Regions from separate parts of the Mus musculus genome. Here region 2 is linked to region 1. The links are chromatin contacts, found by Hi-C or POLR2A ChIA-PET in ENCODE. All regions are on one chromosome and are shown on one strand. The core of a region is the stretch at or near the end of the contact, and the rest is flanking DNA. Distances in the headings are between cores, read along the strand shown. Region 1 holds the start of Hcfc1 (host cell factor C1). Region 2 has its middle 24 kb from the start of Mir5132.

The links. Hi-C counts contacts between places; a loop is a spot of excess contacts on that map. ChIA-PET counts read pairs that join two places held with the same protein, here RNA polymerase II (POLR2A).
Region 2: a map of left cerebral cortex shows a loop between it and region 1 (7-fold over the local background). The contact joins the enhancer-like site here to the promoter of Hcfc1 in region 1. A Hi-C loop is called at or near these places in 2 of 37 maps with a recorded cell type or tissue (both left cerebral cortex). POLR2A ChIA-PET finds 5 or more read pairs at or near these places in 4 of 5 experiments (Patski and embryonic stem cell).

The regions. Positions count from the first base shown.
Region 1 is chrX:73,962,025-73,968,667 of GRCm38, reverse strand. It overlaps Hcfc1 (host cell factor C1), which reads left to right and starts at 2,311. Exons shown (of 26, transcript NM_008224.4): 1 at 2,311-2,857. The coding sequence starts at 2,665.
Region 2 is chrX:73,995,858-74,002,500 of GRCm38, reverse strand. No RefSeq gene overlaps it. Among named protein-coding and RNA genes, the nearest start is that of Mir5132, 24 kb to the left of the region's middle. Within about 2 kb of position 3,085, at least 1 of the 3 ENCODE cell types and tissues checked has a DNase peak (open chromatin) inside an H3K27ac peak, as active enhancers do.

The sequences.
Region 1 (6,643 bases), core at 1,062-3,561:
GGAAGACCAGCAGCTCAGATCCTTTATTTTACAGGAAAGTGTTTGGATTATAAAAGAGACTGGCCAAGGTCACCAGCTCTTAATGGTGCAACAATATAAACAGGGGCTCATCTCTGGCCTTTACTAAATGAATATTTGCAATTGGATAAACTAAAGCTGAGAATACTAAATAAACTTAATACATGAAAAGAAGATTATTACATATTGTTTACAGTATGATATGGTAATTTGCACATGATATTGATATCAAATTATAAGATCTACAGCAGGTTCAATACAGCAACATTAAAGTTATTCAGGCTGCCAGTAGAGCTTGTAATTTAATTTCTAGATCTGTACAAAGCAGCTACAGGACCTATAGTGATCTGTACATATCCTTTGATGACAAAGTCACAGGTGTTTCTGATACTCCTTGTTCTGCTTCCTACATTTTCAACTATAGGAAATGTCAAAATTCCACTAGTAGTTAAAATAAGGATGGAATAAAGAAAGGTTAGTGTGGAGAAATAATCTGCTTTTAGTGTGTGCTCTGGGACATCAGTTTAGGACCTCTGTGCTACAACCTGCCTATGACAGTGATGACAGTGCTGTGTCTAAATGGCCTCCTTGGAGACTTGGAACGTAGACATGAAGACGATAACGCTCCTTTTTCAAGGTTGTTGTGTGAGCTTACAATATTGGCGCGAAAAAAAACAGCGTTCACCATCCGGGGATTTTTACTTCTCTGCCTTTGCTGGGGAAAATTCAAATCTCAAAAAAGGGCGGACCCATAAAGATGTTGTACGCCTGCGCAAAGGTGGGGCGAGAAGCCCTGGGAAGAAGGCGGGGCGGGTGACGCGAGTGGCGCAGACTGCTCCCGCGCTGGCTTTGCTCCGGTGCCGGTAGCCTCCCAGGGCCGCTGGCTGCGGGTAGCCTGGTGCGCTGCAATTCAGAGCGCGTGGCCGAGTCCTTCGGGAGGCGCGGGCGGATGTGGAGACGCCTCGGGGTGTTGCTGGCGCTCCTGGGAGCGGGCAGCAGCTCCGCCCCTGTGAGCTCATGGCGTCACCTTCCGCTCTGGCCCCGCCTGCAGCTACCCGCTGTAGCTGGGTTCTAAGTGTCGCAGAGTGTTCGGAGCGGGAAAAGAGATGCTTCTCAGCAAAGGGTGCAATCGCAGTATTCTTTGCCACCCTTAACTACCATGTGTCATGCCGCCACTGCTAGTTAAAGGCCATTTCTCTGGTTTGTGTCCCATCAGCGACCTGGGAGACAGTTCCCAGGGGGCGTGGCCAAGCGACTGAACGGAGTTAGATTTTCATCCGGGCATCCCTAGATGCCGCGGCCATCTTTGTTTTGTGCTGAAACTCGCTATTGACGCCCGCAGACGACCGGGCGTGGGGAAGTGGCAAGATGGCGACTCCCAGAGTGGAGGCGTGGAAGAGCCCTGGTGGGGGGGAGTGCAGGGCGGGGCACTACTGCACCTGACCTGAACTCTACTGTCTCTAGCTTACTGCACAGAGCACCAACTCGCCCGCAAATAGACAACGCACTGGTTTTTAAAGAAGCTTTTAATTCTTTATGAGCTTTGGGTCCTTTAAGAGGCTTGAGACCAGAGTCAAAGACGTGCGAAGGCGGGGAGGAGGGGGAAAGGTGACGTCTTCTGACCCCGCCCCCTCGCCCGATAGCCGCCATGTTTAGTTGTTACTTCTTCACACAAGATGGCGGCTCCCAGGGAGGAGGCATGATCGCCCTGCCGTTACCGCTTCTTCTGCCGTACAATTGTCACTTCGGGTCTTAACTCCTGCTCTTTCGAGCGGCTCCTGTGGGAAGGAGTCTTAAGGAGGGAAGCGAGGATTGGACGCTGCCTTGCGTTTGGTTTGCTGTGGAAGAACTGTCCAGGAAGAAGAGGATAGGTGGGGTGGGGGGGGGAAGAGAAGCTAGTCTCAAGATGGCGGCTCCCAGGGCGGCCGCCACAGCCTGAATAGCAGAGGCGGACTCAAGGGAGAGGTGCAAAACCTCTCGAGCCATACGGGTCGGGGCTTCGAGCAGCAACTGAGAGTTGGAGCCCGTTCCGCCAGCCTCTGACACGCCTTTATTACTTAGGAACGTTGGGGTTCTGCGATCGGTGGTTGTACTAAGTGCTGGGTGGGGAAGCAGGACGGTTTCAAGATGGCGGCTTCCACAATTGTGGTCTGACTGTCGGCGAAGTTGAGACAACCGCGGCATTTGTGGCTCTTTTCCACCCGCCCCGGAAGCCAGCCAGTGCTGGGGACGGGGGGTGTGGGAACCGGGCCGGGGCTCCGCCATTTCCGGCGGGGGAGGGCTACGACTGAGGAAGGGAGGAGAGAGAGGCGGCTCAAGATGGCGGCTCCCAGAGCCTCCTGCTCGAGGTTCTAAGCGGGAACACCCAGGCAAATAGTTAGAGCGACGGCGCTCAGTGGCCTCCAGCTTCTCGGGAATAGGTGCTCTGCAGTTCTGAGAAGCTTTTAAGGATACGAGCTGAGTGAGAAGGGGGGGAAGAGCCAAAGGAAGGAGGATAGTTAAGATGGCGGCCTCCATGGAGTCGTCCACCGCTGTGTAAGGAGCCGCTTCTTCGTGAGAGCTGCCTTAGACGAAAGGGGGTGTGTGAAGAATTAAGGGTATCCTCCCATTCAGTGACCTCTTCCCACTGCATCCTTAACCGGAACTATGGCTTCGGCTGTGTCTCCCGCAAACTTGCCAGCGGTGCTTCTGCAGCCCCGCTGGAAACGGGTGGTGGGCTGGTCGGGTCCCGTGCCCCGACCCCGCCACGGCCACCGTGCAGTGGCTATCAAGGAGCTTATAGTGGTGTTTGGCGGCGGCAACGAGGGGATAGTGGACGAACTACACGTGTACAACACTGGTAAGTGCTACCGCCCTGGGTTTCTCAAAGTCTTCCCTCCATCTCTCTCCTAACCCTTCTTTTCCCTATCTTCTCTTTTCCTATCTCACTCCCCTGATGTGTTTTCCTTCTCTCTTTGCACTTATTGCCATCTTTGCTTTCTCCCTGATTTTTCAACCCCCGTTCTTACACCCCCGTACTCTTCTGTGTTTAAAGGTTGCATTTCGGTACTTAGAGAAACCCTCTACTCCGACTGGTGAGGGGGAGGGGATGTCGCGGGCGACAGTGACTTCAGACGTACACCGTTACCCAGTGGGCTGGGGCTGGCGCGGCAGCGGATGTGTTCTCTTGGCGCAGGCGGAATCCTCCCCCCTCCTGCGATAGTCCTCATCTCCAGCGCCCATGCTCGTTCGGGAGAAAAGATAATATTTAGATCACAGATCCGTTCTCTACACCCAGAAAAAAAGAGGGAAGCATTCTTTAAGGTGCAGGCTTTTAACAGACTAATGAGACCCTCGTGGCAAATACGAATGGCATGATGACTATACTGCCCCCCCCTACACACACATGGGGGTATTGTACCAGTTGTGAATTTTTGTAGTTTTTTTTTCCTTCAAATTATTTCTTTTCCTAATCTGGTGCCTTAACAATTGAGTTCCCCCACCCCGCCCCCCATAGCAGACTGGAGGGCTCAGTGTGTCTTTTGTGTGTGTGTGTGTGTGTGTGTGTGTGTGTGTGTGTGTGAGAGAGAGAGAGAGAGAGAGAGAGAGAGAGAGAGAGAGAGAGATTGAAGGGGTTAACTAGTGCCTCCTTCCCCAAACCCAAGCCCTTGCAAATTGGGAGGAGCCTATCTGCAGGTATAGCTGATCTAAAGCCTGGCCTCTGTCCCCTCCCTTATGGGAGCCACATGTTGTTCCTTGCTTGCTTCCCTTGCTCTGTCTTTAGGGCAGAAAGCTTTGAGTCCTTCTCTGGTAGCCTCTTGGCACTTTCTGCACATGTAGTACGGGGGATTGGCCTGAGTCGCCGGTTGACTGCCCAAGAGCCTTCAGGACCTTTTCCTTGCCCTAAGGGAAAAGAAGTGCTGGGGCTTGCCAAAGCTGAAAGTATGTGCCAGTTGTGTCCAGGTGAGAGCCAGCCCCCTTGCCTCTGGTAGACTAGAAGCTTCCCTCTGCTGCAGTAGGTGCAGCCTGCAGTGCTTCCTCCCTTGCCAGCTCCTTAGCCTCTTCCGTGCACCCTCATCCTTTCTGGGCCCCTGCGGTCCCAGGCACCTCCTCTTCATTTGAGGGCAGGACCAAGTGTGAAGCAATTGACCCCACCCTCCATCTCACACACTCCACACTGAGGAGGCAGAAAGTAGGCAGGAGATCGTGGTCTGGGGTAGTTCATGGAACAAGAATTGGAGCCAGACTCTCCTGGCAGCTTCTCAGCACCTCCCCTGCCAGGCTGAGTATACAGGCCTGCCTCTGCACCTCTGAACTATTCCCCCTCCCAAGTTGACTCTGAAAGACTGGTGGGTTCAACCCTCTTGAGTTCCTTGTCTCTCCACACCTGTTGCCTGCAGGGAGCTGGGCTTTTCTCAGGGCCTCTGCAGAAAGGGGGGTGGGAAGGTTGGTGATGCTTATGTCAGCCCAGGCAGCTGTGGTGGCAGAAATTAGCCCAGTAAGGTAAGGCTAAGGGCAGGGGTACAACTTGTGTAGTAGTAGAGCTGTTTTTAGAGATGTCTTCCACAGGAGCAGCAGCAACACCTTCTCCATTTCCTGGACCACCTTTCTTCTACTAAGGCCCGGAGCAGACTTTCTGGCAGGGAAATACAATTTTAGAAAGTAGGGCAGGGGCCTAATTACAGTCAGCTCCAAAGTCCATTGCAGGCCTATGTCTTAGCTTCCTGGGACCTCTACATATTCATTAGTTTACTGAAAACAATTGACCACTTTGGTGTTAATTTGTTACCATTTTGCAGAGGTTGGATGTTAGAAGGTAACCAGGTTTCTAAAAAGTCAAGTTCCCTTACAACAAAGGCCTAGAATCCTCCAAAACAAAGTTTTCAAATTGTTCTGATCAAGTTTTAGGTGGCTTGAGAGAGCAACTAGCAGACCCTGCTATACCCTCTTCTTCACCTTAATAGGTGTACCCCTTGTGTTGATGGTGACAGGGTCTCGTGTATTTGGCAGGCTCAGAGTTCTAACAGTTCTTGTGCTATTCTGGCTGCCCATCCTTCATTACAACTGCCTCTTTTGCTTACCTTCGTTTTGTTTTCAAAGAGGCCTAAGTTCATAATCTGTTCATGCCTCTGCCTATAGCCCTTTGCTTTTGTGGGATCAGTACTTACCCCTTTAAAGAGTATGCTCTTCTAGAAACTCCTCTTTTCCTCTTTGAAAGAGGAAAGAGATTCAGGGTGTGTGTGCACTTGGCTGTATTGGTCAGCTCTTCAGTTTGCAAGGGGTGGAGTATAATTCACCCAGGGGTTACCCAATGGAATTACTGGGTTTGTGTGTGCTAGAGAGTGCATGCATACATGACTTTGCCCCTTTAGAGGCAGTCACCATGGGGGCTGAGAGACCCTTCACTGGCTTTTGGTAGGTCTTGGGGTTGCAACTGCCTGTGAAGGAATTTTATTTCCATGAGGCAATTCAGATTACTCAAGAGGCCTCAAGCTCGAGGATCCATACAGGCTGAGGTGAAATGTGCTGTGTTGAAGCTGGGTGTGTATGGTCCCTCTTCCAGGCTGTTTTTGCCTTGGTGGATATTGGAAGTAACCACCCCCACCCCCCAGGGTTGGGTGTGGATCAGAGCCTTGAGCAAGTTCTGTACCACTGAGCCACATCTCCAATCCCTCCATAGACTGGAGGGGGGGGGCGGTTTACAAAATATCTAATGGGACTTCCTACTTATAAGGAAATTGGAGTCTAAGAGGGGAAGTGACAAGTCCAAACTAGGACACTGCACTGGCTACTAGTAGAAGTGGGCCAGAGTGTGAACCTTAATAGACTTAGAAACACATCCATTTACCTCTGTCCATATACCTAAATTTTATTAATTCAAATGGGTATCACATCTGTTCCCCTGTCTATTTCAGGCCCTCCTTAACAGGCTCACTTCCTTATTGGTTAGTTTTGCTGATTAGGAAATAGCCTACTTACTCTTCAAAGCTCTGTCTTAAATGTTTTCTACTCAGAGAAACCTCCTTCAGTTATGTCCTTTGTCACCCTTGCTCTGCTCCCAAGGGTTGGGCATGGTTCCAGGCTCTTTCAGCTTTTCTTCCTATCAGTGGAGAGGTTCACAGCCTACCTACCAGATGGGAAATAGGAGGTCTGGGCCTTCTTTGTGCCTTCCAGCATGGGGCCTGCCTCATCGGAAATGATTTTGGTATAACCAATCACACTGAAAGGAAAATAATTTCTTGAACTGCACCGTGTTCTTTGCTTCATGGGTGTTATCAGTCTATATGGTGATGGGGAGACAAGCTACAAATGACGTTGGACTGAAGAAAGGGAAGGTAAAAAAGTATCTTGAGCTGGAGCCTGAAGACAGGTGGACTCCTTTCCTCAAATTCCCCTCTTCTGATGAGGGTCAGGCTAGAGGGCCAGGGACATGCCTAGGTATATCAACAATGAGGGACCCAAGGATTGGGTTACATGATACCCCACTGGGTGTTTGAGGGCAAGGGAGAGCAGCTGTTAGATTTACAAGGTAGACAGAGAAATTCACATACTTCCACACTTGTAGGGCGTAAAATGGGGATTTGTAGGTGAGATGAGATGGTATGTTATCTCCATACCAAGAGTTTTACTCCCTAACAGACTCTTG
Region 2 (6,643 bases), core at 1,836-4,335, 33 kb before region 1:
GTTGGTTAATTGGATCCATTGATAGAATACTATAAATACAGAAGGATACCATTATCTTCTTGCTGTTGGTTTTTCATGTGATTCCATTGTAGTCACAATTAATTTAATTGAAACTTGTTTTAAGACATAGCATATGGTCAGCTTTGCAAGGTGCCCTGTGTGTTTGATGAGTCCCTATTCTGTAGTTGAGGAGCATGCTCTGTGTTGAGTCCTTCAAAGTACTTCTTAGAGCAATACAACTCTCAATGTCCTCAATAATTATCCATCTCCCCATTCTGTCTTACAAACTGAGAAAGGTTTTTTTTTCCTTTTTTTTCTTTTTTTTCTTTTTTCTTTTTTTTTTTTTTTGTTTTTTTTTTTTCAAGACAGGGTTTCTCTGTATAGCCCTGGCTGTCCTGGAACTCAGGCTGGCCTCCAACTCAGAAATCCGCCTGCCTCTGTCTCCCAAGTGCTGGGATTAAAGGCATGGACTACCACGCCCCGCCTGAGAAAGTTTTTGCAGTGTTCACCTGTAACTGTGGATTCACATTTCTTTCTTTCCACTCTGCTAGATTTGTGTTGCAGGAATTTTGAAGCTCTTTCATTGAATACATTTATTCTTTTTTTTTAAAAAAATTTAGTTATTTATTTATTCATTTAATGTAAATACAAGGTAGCTATCTTCAGACACCCCAGAAGAGGGCATCGGATCCCATTACAGACGGTTGTGAGTCACCATGTGGTTGCTGAGAATTGACATCAGGACCTCTGGAAGAGCAGTCAGTGTTCTTAACCACTGAGCCATCTCTCCAGCCACAGAACACACGTATTCTTAATTTATCTTTTTATTGTTATAAACTACCCCTCTGTCCTTGGTAATGTCCCTTCAGAAGTTGGCTTTATCTGGCATTAATATAACTACAGGCTATTGTTTTTCTTTCCTTTAGTGTGTATGAGAAGGGTGTTGACATAGGAGTCTGCTTTGTACCCCAGGCTGACCTTGAACTCCAACAATTCTGGCTCAACTTCCTGGGTATGAGCTAGGGAGTGCTCTTTCTGGCAGGGCACTGGGCTTTTTGTTGTTTTGTTTCAAAACAAGGTCTCATGAAGTTCAGGATACCCTCAGACTTATTTTGTAGCCAAGGATAACCTTGAACTCCTTCCTGATCCTTCACCTCTCGAGAGCTTGAATTACAAGTGAGTGTCACCAAGCCTGGCCAGGATATTCTCTCTTGAACTGCAGGCACTGGATAACAATATGAATAAGACATAAGGTGCTTATTCCTCCAACGGCAAAAGGAAAAGATAAAAACGGTATTTGCAGAGGCACTAGTTGAGAATTTCCCCAAACATATCAAAACCACAGATTACAACCACTAAGCAAAATAAGTCTGAGAATCACACTTAGTCACATCACAGTTTAACTACTTAAAGACAAGGAACTATTTAAAGTACCTGGAAGGAAAGAATATAATGTTTCAAGACAAACAATGGAAGGTAATAGACATCTTTAAATGTGCTGAAAAACGGCCAACCTAGATTTCTAGACCCAGTAAAATACCCTTTAAAAAAGAAAGCAAACATGTGGTGGTGTATGCTCATAATCCTGGCACTCCAGAGGCTGAGGCAGAAAGATCAGGAGTTCAAGGTCAGCCTCCACTGTAGCTGGCCTTTGGTACTTTGTGGGTTCTTCTTTTTCCCACCCTTTATCTCCCCCTATTTCACCCCCTACCACTAGGTAGGAGAGAAAGAAGAATAGAGGAGCGGGGAGAGATCTCTGAATCTATTTTCTTTCCTTTTGTTTCAACCAACCCCCACCAACCCCCACCAAATGACCACCAACCACCAACTCTGCCTATGGGCCTCTAGCATTTATATACCCTCTGAAAAATTCCCAGAATTCCAAATGTCACACAATCACAGAAACTATCTGCAGCTGGCAAAACCATGCCCCTGCTAGAGCATGAGGCATATCATAGCCACTGCAGACAGTCCAAAGTAGCCCCATATTCCACACCTGGGATTAAAACAAACACACATTCTATTTCTGTGGTTTTTTAAAGAAACCAAAATTCCAGAATTCTCACTACAAAGGATCACTTGCCAAAACTAATCTTTGACCTTCCCATCTCAGATGTTAAACTCCCTTTGGTTTACCCTCCTTCTAGTCAGGTCTGGCCCCAGTCAAAGCAGAACAACATCGGATCAAACCCAATGTTTGGCCCTTAGTTTTTCAGTTGAATTGTTTATTCCTAGGGTTTAGGTTTGGTTGTTTGTTTGAGACAAGGTTGGCCAAAGCTGGCCTCAAATATTGATCCTCCTGCCTGCCTCTGCTTCCTAAATGTAGGCATCACCTCACCTGGCTTTCTGAGTTTAAATATGACTGATAACTCAGCAACAGGACCAGTAATGTTTTAGTAATGTTTCCTTTAGTAGTTTTTCTTTTTTTTTCTTTTTTTTTTTTTTAGGTTTTTCAAGACAGGGTTTCTCTGTTTAGCCCTGGCTGTCCTGGAACTCACTTTGTAGGCCAGGCTGGCCTCGAACTCAGAAATCCACCTGCCTCTGCCTCCCGAGTGCTGGGATTAAAGGCGTGCGCCACCACACCCGGCCCATTTATTATTATTATTATTATTTATTATTATTCCTTCTCTTTTCTAAAAATCTACGAGAGCCATGCTGTGGTCTATAGAACGCCAGTTGCTAAAACTGTCTTGAGCAAACCTTTGTAAAAGAAAGCTTGTTTTACACTGTCAGCAGGAGGGTCTAGAATGAAGCTGTAGTCAGTAGAGATTGCATATTAAGTAGAGATAAAGACAATCTGGACGTGAAAGGGACTGTTAATCTATGGGGGCAGGGTTAGGGGAAGCTACTCTGCTCACTTAGAAACCAGAAGAGAAGGATTGCATCTTTCTACCGCCTTTATTCATTTTAAAAAATCATATCGTCAAGACTGCAGCTGTCACACTGGAAATATGCCCTCACTGTTGTTTTTCTCAGAGAGAATTAAAGTCAGGCAAAAGCAGCGACTGGAAGTCTCTCTCTTGGGTTCGGTTTTCTGCTGAGTCACTGCTTTAATGGCTGCTGGAGATAAATGACTCCCCCTCTCCCCAGCTTGTTTCTAAGGCAACCATTGAGCAAGACAGCAAGACAGCAGCAGTGAAGCCAGCTTGGGTCAGAAGCAGCTCCCATGTTGCTACCATGTTGCCTGCTTTCTTTTATTGTCTAGAACAAGTATATGTTTAGAAAAGAGAATGCTGACTCTTAATAGATGTAGCCATAGTGGCCTCTAAAGCATTAGACATTAGCAAAAGGATCACCTTTGCAAATCTAGAAAGTGAAAAAACCCATTGTTGTTACTTATTTACATGTTGTCAGGGGGTTGGGCATTCCCTCTCCCTGCCCCCTCCCCCTTCCCCTTTCTCCCTCCCTACTTCTCTCTTCTTCCCTCCCTTTCCTTCTTCCACTCCTTCTCTTTTAATCAGCTTACAATTAGGTGTAAGTGGGCATAGTAACATTCCTTTAATCCCAACTCTCTGGGGGCAGAGGCAGATGGATCCCTGTGAGTTTGAGGCCAAACTGGTGGTTTACAGAGGGAATTCCAGGACAGCTCGGGCTATACAGAGAAATCCTGCCTCGAAAATAAAAAAAATCAGCAGGTTTCCTTGTGGAATTTGCCTTTTTGATTGTTGTCTTGAGATAACGTTTTCTTGTTACTCAGGCTGGCCTCTAGCTTCCTATGAAGCTGAGGGTGGCTTTGAAGTTCTGATTCTCCTGCATCCTTGAGAGTGCTTTGTGCTACCACACCTGGTTTGTGCAGACTGAGGTTCGAACCCAGGGCCTTGTGCAGCACTTTCTGAATTGAGCTACATTCCCAGGTGAGGTGGAAACTTAATGGTTCCTTGGAAAGTCAGTTATGTTAGGTGGTGTTTTGCTGGGGCAAACACATGAAGGAATGTTTCCTTAAAGTGGACACAGGTGAAAGGCTAAGGCAGACTCATGAAGGAACTTTTAGCTGAAGCAGACAGGAGGAAGTATGTTCTGCTAACGCAAGCACGTGATGAAGGATTCTTTGCTAATGACACACATGTATTGGTCCACCTTTCATTATGTAGTTGAGCTGCATTTGTTGGGACTCCATAGAGAGAAATGCACCAAAAACCTTCTGGTGATGTTGCTACAGTTTCTTGCAGCTTCCAAGGACTCAGGATGATTGGCAGAATGAGAGAGTCACAACCTAGAACTTCTCTTGGTGTCCTTCTTAGTCCCTCCTTCCTACTGACTTGTGCCTAGGCAGAGGCCTGGCTGTCTCTGTTGGTAGTGCCACTGCTGCTGATTCCTGTCTGCTGTCCTGACTCTATGGACCTGGACTGCTGGTGTACCCATGAAGTGTTTGTGAGTAGACGGAGCTGCCACTGCTGACCTCTAAACGAAACTGCCGATTTCCAGACAACACAAATGGGAGTTGCTCCAAAGAACCTTTCTAAACAGGTCCACTTGCCCCATATCCTTTCTTTGCCACTACCTCTGGTAGATGGTGGGCTAAAAGATGTTAAAACATTTAAGAACCATCATTAAAAATAGATTTAAAATAATTAAAATTACACCCAGGTCCCTTTCATTGTCTTCACTGGCCTTTTATTGCATACTTAATCTTTAGTCTGATTTTCTTTAGTATGTACTTTCTTCTTCATGGTGGGTCTAGTTTTTTCTATATTTTCAGGTCCATAATCCTGGTCTATGAATGTATGTTGAAATATTCTCTTCTCATTGGTAACATGTCTTTGATATTTTCTACATAAAAACTAATGTCTAACAGCTCTGACCTGCATATCTGACTTTTAAAAGCTTTTCTGTACTTCATGATTGTTTTATTTCCTTATTTTTGATTAATTAATTTTTATTTCATGTGTATGTCTATGCACCACATTCATGACTAGTGCCTGCAGAGATTCATTTACAAGGGAGATTTTCCATTTTCATTAGGAGGTTTTCCAGGGAGTTATTTATTATCTCCTCTTGGCTAATCTGTTTTCTTTGTATTTCCATCAGGAATGCTATCAAATTTCCACTTCTTATAATTTACTGGCCTTTTCTTTGTGGTCTACTACATGATATTTTCCTATTTCATGTATGTTTGAAAAGAATGTGTAGCCCTCTGTTAGATATATTTCTCTATGTGTATCTGTAAGCCTGATGCTCTTCTGCAGAAAATATGTTTGACTTTTTGGTGCTTGTCTTAGTTAGGGTTTTACTGCCATGAACAGACACCATGACCAAGGCAAGTCTTATAAAAACCAACATTTAATTGGGGCTGGCTTACAGGTTCAGAGGTTCAGTCCATTATCATCAAGGAGGGAGCATGGCAGTATCCAGGCAGGCATGGCACAGGAGGAGCTGAGAGTTCTATGTCTTCATCCAAAGGCTGCTAGTAGAAGACTGACTTCCAGGTAACTAGGGTGAGGATCTTATGCCCACACCCACAGTGACACACCCATTCCAACCAGGTCACACCCATTCCAACAAGGCCACACCTTCAGATGGTGCCACTCCCTGGTCCAAGGATATACAAACCATCACAGTGCTGAAGATTGAACCCTGGATTCTATACATGCTAACTGTATGCTCTGACACTAAGCAACACTCCTGACCCTTAGAAAACATGAATGGCTTTTAAAACGATCATAAGAACATTTACTGTTCTTACAGAAGACCTTGGTTCAGCTCTCAACACCCACATGGTGGCTCACAACAATTTTTTTTAAAGATTTATTTTATTTATATGAGTACACTGTAGCTGTCTTCAGACACACCAGAAGAGGGTATTCCATTATGGATGGCCAAGAGCCGCCGTGTGGTTGCTGGGAATTGAACTCAGGACCTCCGGAAGAGTAGCCAGTGCTCTTAACCGCCAAGCCATCTCTCCAGCCCCCTCACAACAATTTTTAAATGAAAGTATTAAATGCTAGCCATCTATGCCAGTGAATGCCTGTAATCCAGCATTTGGGATGTAGGAGTTCAAGACTAGCCTCAACTATATTAGACATGCCTCACCAAAAAGAAAACAAAAGAAACCTAAATACTGTGTAACTTTATACCAATACATTTGAAATCCTGCATTAACTAAATAGCTTTCTATGAAAAATAGGAAGCCAGACGTGGTGGCACATGCCTTTAATCCCAGCACTCAGAAGGCAGAAGCAGGCAGATTTCTGAGTTCAAGGCCAGCCTGGTCTACAGAGTGAGTTCCAGGACAGCCAGGGCTACACAGAGAAACCCTGTCTCGAAAACAACAACAACAACAACAAAAAAACAAAAAAGGAAACTTCAAGTCATGAGAATCTTTACAAGCCTGGCATAGAGGTGCCTGCCTATAGTCGCAGCAACCGAGGAGGCTGAAGCAGGCAGATGATTTGAGTCCAAATTAGACACCAGCCTAGTCAATCAAGCCAGACTCAGTGTGGAGAGAAGCACAGGAAAAAGCAGAGGAAAAACAGAATACAGCAAAAGCCAAAACAAAACACACACCTGTTAAGGGCTTCTACAGGGTCCAGGCACAGCCCAAAGAACAGTCACCTTTTTTAGTCTGTTTGCTTTTTCTGGTTTTTTAATCCCTTTGAGACAAAGTCTCATTCTGTATCCCAAATAGGCTGGTCTCCAGGTCTTA